Linked DNA regions of Homo sapiens: region 1 is linked to region 2. A link is a loop called in an ENCODE intact Hi-C map of the cell type or tissue named here. Cell type or tissue: heart right ventricle. All regions are shown on one strand. Region 1 overlaps RECQL (RecQ like helicase). Region 2 overlaps KCNJ8-AS1 (KCNJ8 antisense RNA 1).

What was found. Peaks named below come from ENCODE experiments on the same cell type or tissue, not always from the same donor. Only the 100,000 strongest peaks of a DNase experiment are listed, where the experiment ranks them.
Region 1: it touches region 2 in a loop (2.3-fold over the local background); 34 of 110 quality-filtered maps call a loop at or near these places.

What each region holds. Positions count from the first base shown.
Region 1 is chr12:21,491,730-21,494,229 of GRCh38, forward strand. All of the region lies in intron 2 of RECQL (RecQ like helicase), which reads right to left. Among named protein-coding and RNA genes, the nearest start is that of RECQL, 8.7 kb to the right of the region's middle. In heart right ventricle, no CTCF peak of the experiment used is centred here; a DNase peak (open chromatin) is centred at 982.
Region 2 is chr12:21,679,256-21,681,755 of GRCh38, forward strand. All of the region lies in intron 1 of KCNJ8-AS1 (KCNJ8 antisense RNA 1), which reads left to right. Among named protein-coding and RNA genes, the nearest start is that of KCNJ8-AS1, 18 kb to the left of the region's middle. In heart right ventricle, a CTCF peak has its summit at 1,312 (motif pointing left); no DNase peak of the experiment used is centred here; H3K4me3 peaks cover 568 bases.

The DNA of each region.
Region 1 (2,500 bases), 190 kb before region 2:
CGCGGATACAATGATTAGACAGAGTAAATTACAACTTTAGGTTTCCAGATTGATTTCTGGGTGTTGCCCGCCATATCAATTACAGACAAACTTGAAGTAGTATAGCAGAATGGTTATGAGCATGTTTTTGAGTCATATAGACCTAAGTTAAATCTCAGGTCCTCCTTTTACCTGCTGAGTGACCTCAGACAAGATACTCACCTGCATCCCCATTTCCCTTCCTGTAAAATGGGGACAATATCTAACTTTCATAGTATTTTTATGAAGAGCTAGTGAGATAATATATTAGGAGTTCTAGACGCAGTACCTGGTACACAAATATTTAATACATGATAATTATTTTTATTATGTTGTAGAGAAGTGGTCTAACAATCTCCTAAATCATTTAAGTAAAGTATCAGACTTTGAAGCAAAAGGAAGCTAATTCCCTAATTACTTTGCTATTACTTTATGAAGGTATTCCTATTTGGGCTCACTTGGTGGTAAAAGGAGTTGGTAATTATAAACAAGAGGATGTAACAAGTAAGAGAAATCAAGTGTACTATTGGAATTGGCATTTTATCTCCTTTGTAACTAATCTATAAAGAAACCCCAGTGTATGATTCTAATCAATCTAAGTATTAAAGTCAAAAAGTGAGATGCTTTTTGATACCACATCGATGGAAGCTAGAAAAATCTTAAAGATGTTCTTGGTGCATTCTCATATACCTGCCTGCATTAATCAGTATACAGGTTTAATGTGCTTCTTCATGAGATATAATTTATGGCTGTGATTTAAAATAGGATGTTGGGGTACCTTTTTATTGTACCAACTGCCATCATCCCTTGTATCAACCCTTCCCTACATGACTTTGGGTTAGGTTTGGCCACAAGTGAACTCTGCATGAGATTTACAAGGCAGAAATAAAGCAGCAGCCAGTTTTACATTGGGATGGTTGGCCTATGGCCAGGTGCTTCTGGAGCTCACTCATGATATTAGGAAACTGCTGCCTCACTTTGTGGACGTGGGGCAGAAGCCAGTTCCCCCAGCTCCTGCTAAATCTTGGTGGAACAACTTGGCCCACAGATTCTTTGGCTTCTTGGTCATGTTGCTGGCCAACCTTCTGTGACAAGTGCACCAGCTTTTCAGCAGGGCACCAGCATCCTAACTTTGTCCTCATGAATTTCAACTTATCCTTGCAGCTTCCAGCTCATCCATACCCTCCCATACTTCACACCCATCTTCCTTTCTCACTGCTGGTACTGCTGACTTCAGGACCAGAAGCTGACTCAGGGATAGCTGCTTAACCAGCTCCCATGATCACATAAGTTTTAATCCCCATAATAAAACTTACAGCACTCATAATGGTTCAGCTTACCTGACTGAACCCTAACCAATACAGAATTTTGATCCGGAAGAACAGAAACTTAACAGGTTCTCTGAATTGTTTCTGGGCCACATAGAACTGGCTTTCTGATCTGATTAGATTTCAAGGCATTAATAACCCTGTTTCCACTGATAAAGGGAACATAACTATTCTATGTCATCATGCAGTGAAAAAAGTTATTTAAATCATCATCCATAGACACCAGTAGAAAAATAACTAGAGAAGGCAAGGCTGTGGGTGACAAAGTGTTTGCTGTTACAAATGTTTTGGTGAGAATAATGGGGTTGACTGGTTGCTTCTAAGTGTGCAAAGAACTCAGGGGAAAAATGTAGGATCTGCATTAAGGGACCTCAAAGTTTCTATGATTGTCCTTAAAAAAAAACCTTATCCTCTATAGGTACAGGGCCAATATTTTGGAAAAATAGCTGTAAGTCTAAATCCTGCAGATGGCTGAATTTCAATACAAACTGAATTCCCAACCTTGCAGGGACTTTTATGATAAAGTCAGCACACTGACTGGGAAGGAGACTGAAATTTGGAGGGGAACATAAGGGCAGATTCCAACGAAGCAGGTTACCTTAAACCACTAAATTATGCCAAGTCTCTTCTACCCTGCCTCCCCTTTCTGAAACAATGTCCTCCTAACTGAAGTCCCCACAATGGTCCTTGTTGCCTTGTATGGGACTGCTAAGCCTCCTAAGAATCAGCCTCTACCATCTTTCAGTGCTTTAAGATCCAGAAGTCCTAGAGGATAAAACACAAAGATGTAACCTGTCAAAAGACATGATATGCACCAAAAGAGCTGCATGTGCCAAAATATATCAATAGAAACTGTGTTCATCCATTTTGCATTGATATAAAGGCGTATCCGAGGCTGGGTAATTTATAAAAGAAAAGAAGTTTATTTTGCTTATGGTTCTGTAGGCTATACAAGGAGCATAGCGCTGGCATCTGCTTCTTGTGAGGACCCCAGGAAGCTTCCAATCATGACAGAAGGCAAAGGGGGGCAGGTGTGTCACACAGTGGGAGATAGAGTAAGAAAGAGAAGAGGCAGTGCCAGGCTCCTTGAAACAACCAGCTCTCATGTGAACTAACAGAGCAAGAACTCAGTCATTACCATAGGGAGGGCACCA
Region 2 (2,500 bases):
GAAGAAAATAATACAATGGATGAGTTTAATTCTGAGAGATACCATACAGAAAAGAAAACATAATGGACTTTGTCTTAATGAACTGACAACTTTCTCTTCTTTGGTAAAATCTTCCTTCTTGCTTACCTATACTTATGACACATGTTCAACTGAAAATTGCAAGATAAACATATACAACATGTACATTATGGGAAAATTGATTTTATACATTCCAAGAAAATACACAGTTGCAAAAGAAGAACACAGAAGCAGTCAAGGAATGATGCCTAGGGAATGTTTCGTAAAAAGTATTTTGAAGCAAGGTGTGTACATGGATTGAAAAAGAGTAAAGCAAGAAATTTTTTTAAATGGGAGAATGAGTGTAATGGATGGAAGTGGGAACAACAGTGATGATCACAGAAGGTATATGGTTTGCTAAACAGGACTGAGGGATGAGTGTTGCAGAGCAGAGAGAAATGCTGAATGTGGAATAGTTTGCAAGAGGTTTTAACTGTTAGGAAAATGTGGCAAACTGTTCTGTTTGTTTCTAGGCCAAGCATATAATGTAAGCCTTTTGAACGATTCCTGTGCATTGTCAACAGAGCCTGACCCTGTATTTCACATATTTTCTAGATATTTAAGAAACAATACAAAATAACAGCCATTTGAATACTGCTCTGAGGCTTAGGCCACAAAATTCCAGGGAAGGAACTGATATTTGGAACAACATCAAAGACCTTACACAATTTCCAAAGTAAGATTAACTAAATTTACTGTAATTTATTGAAACCACTGTTCCATATCTGCAAGTTAAAGTGAACCTCAAATTAAACAATTATAAGAAAAAGGTAATGTTTTAGCTCTTGAAACTTTCCAAGGACAATGAATAAAATAACTGGAAATTCAAGTTTGGGCCGAAGTTTAAAGACTTTTGTTTGGGCCGGGCGCGGTGGCTCACGCTTGTAATCCCAGCACTTTGGGAGGCGAGGCGGGCGGATCACGAGGTCAGGAGATCGAGACCATCCTGGCTAACACGGTGAAACCCCGTCTCTACTAAAAAAAATACAAAAAAATTAGCCGGGCGTGATGGTGGGCGCCTGTAGTCCTAGCTAGTCGGGAGGCTGAGGCAGGAGAATGGCGTGAACCCGGGAGGCGGAGCTTGCAGTGAGCTGAGATTGCGCCACTGCACTCCCGCCTGGGCCACAGAGCGAGACTCCGTCTCAAAAAAAAAAAAAAAAAGACTTTTGACACCCAATCTCTCTTTGCAGCAATAGCTGCCAAAGTTGTGACTACCAGTAATGTTCTTAAATACTGCCACCTGCTGGAAGTTCTCTAGAAATACTGTGCACAATGTTAAATGAGTGCTTCCAACATTTTCTATTTCAGTCCGAACGTATTCATCTCTATTCTTTCCGTGAAATCATTCACAGCTAGAGACAAAGGGAACTGGAAAATGTAGCAGCAGTGCTGAAAATTTGTATTTTTCTGTTAATTTATGATTTTTTATTGATTTTCATAAGCTTAAAATTGTTGTTTTGCTTATCTTCTCATTAGACGTCGAGTTACTAAGAAGATAAGTTTAAGACTGAGACATATAGTTCAACCAAGACTCCACTACTTGCTAACTTTGTAGTTTTAGGTAAATTGCTTAAACCTTCTAAGCCTCAGTTAACTCTTTTATAAACTGGAAAATTCTGAAGATTAGCGTTACTAAATGTAAAACACTAGTACCTAGTATGCATTTAATTACGGTTGTTTATGGAAACTATGATAATAAAGACAATAGTTTGGAGATTTGAAACGGCTCTTATTGGGGGAGGCATTTGGGATCTTAATCCAAGTCTTTTGTGTGGTGGTGGTGGTGGTATAGCTTCTGCAAGGCCAATGTGCAAGCTCTGATGCTCCCATTGTGGGAGCCTTGGTTAGGGATCACCAGGGAAAAAGTACTGAAGAGATAGCTATGAAGCAGTTATGATGTGCAAGAAGCATTTTGCTAGTACTCTTAGAGAACTTAGCATTGGCATCTTCCCTTGGAGCCACATACCCAGGAAACATTTGCTTAGGGCAAAATGAGGACTTTCCTTCACTCTATGCCCTGAGAGCACTCAACTTCCAACATGAGGGAAAATTGTGTTTTATGTTTCCTGTGTATGCAAGGAAATGATTAGGTGATATCTTTAAACACCAACTCCTATCCCTCCTCCCAATCTCAATGACAAAAAACAAACAAATCAGGCCAGGCATGGTCGGTGGTTCACACCTAAATCCCAGCACTTTGGGAGGCCAAGGTGGGCAAATCACTTGAAGTCAGGGGTTTAAGATCAACCTGGCCACCATGGTGAAACCCCTTCTCTACTAAAAATACAAAAATTAGCTGGGCATAGTGGCATACGTCTTTAGTCCCTGCTACTTGGGAGGCCTGAGGCAGGAGAATTGCTTGAACCTGGGAGGCAGAGGTTTCAGTGAGCCGAGATCATACCACTGCACTCCAGTCCGGACGACAGAGTGAAACCCCGTCTCA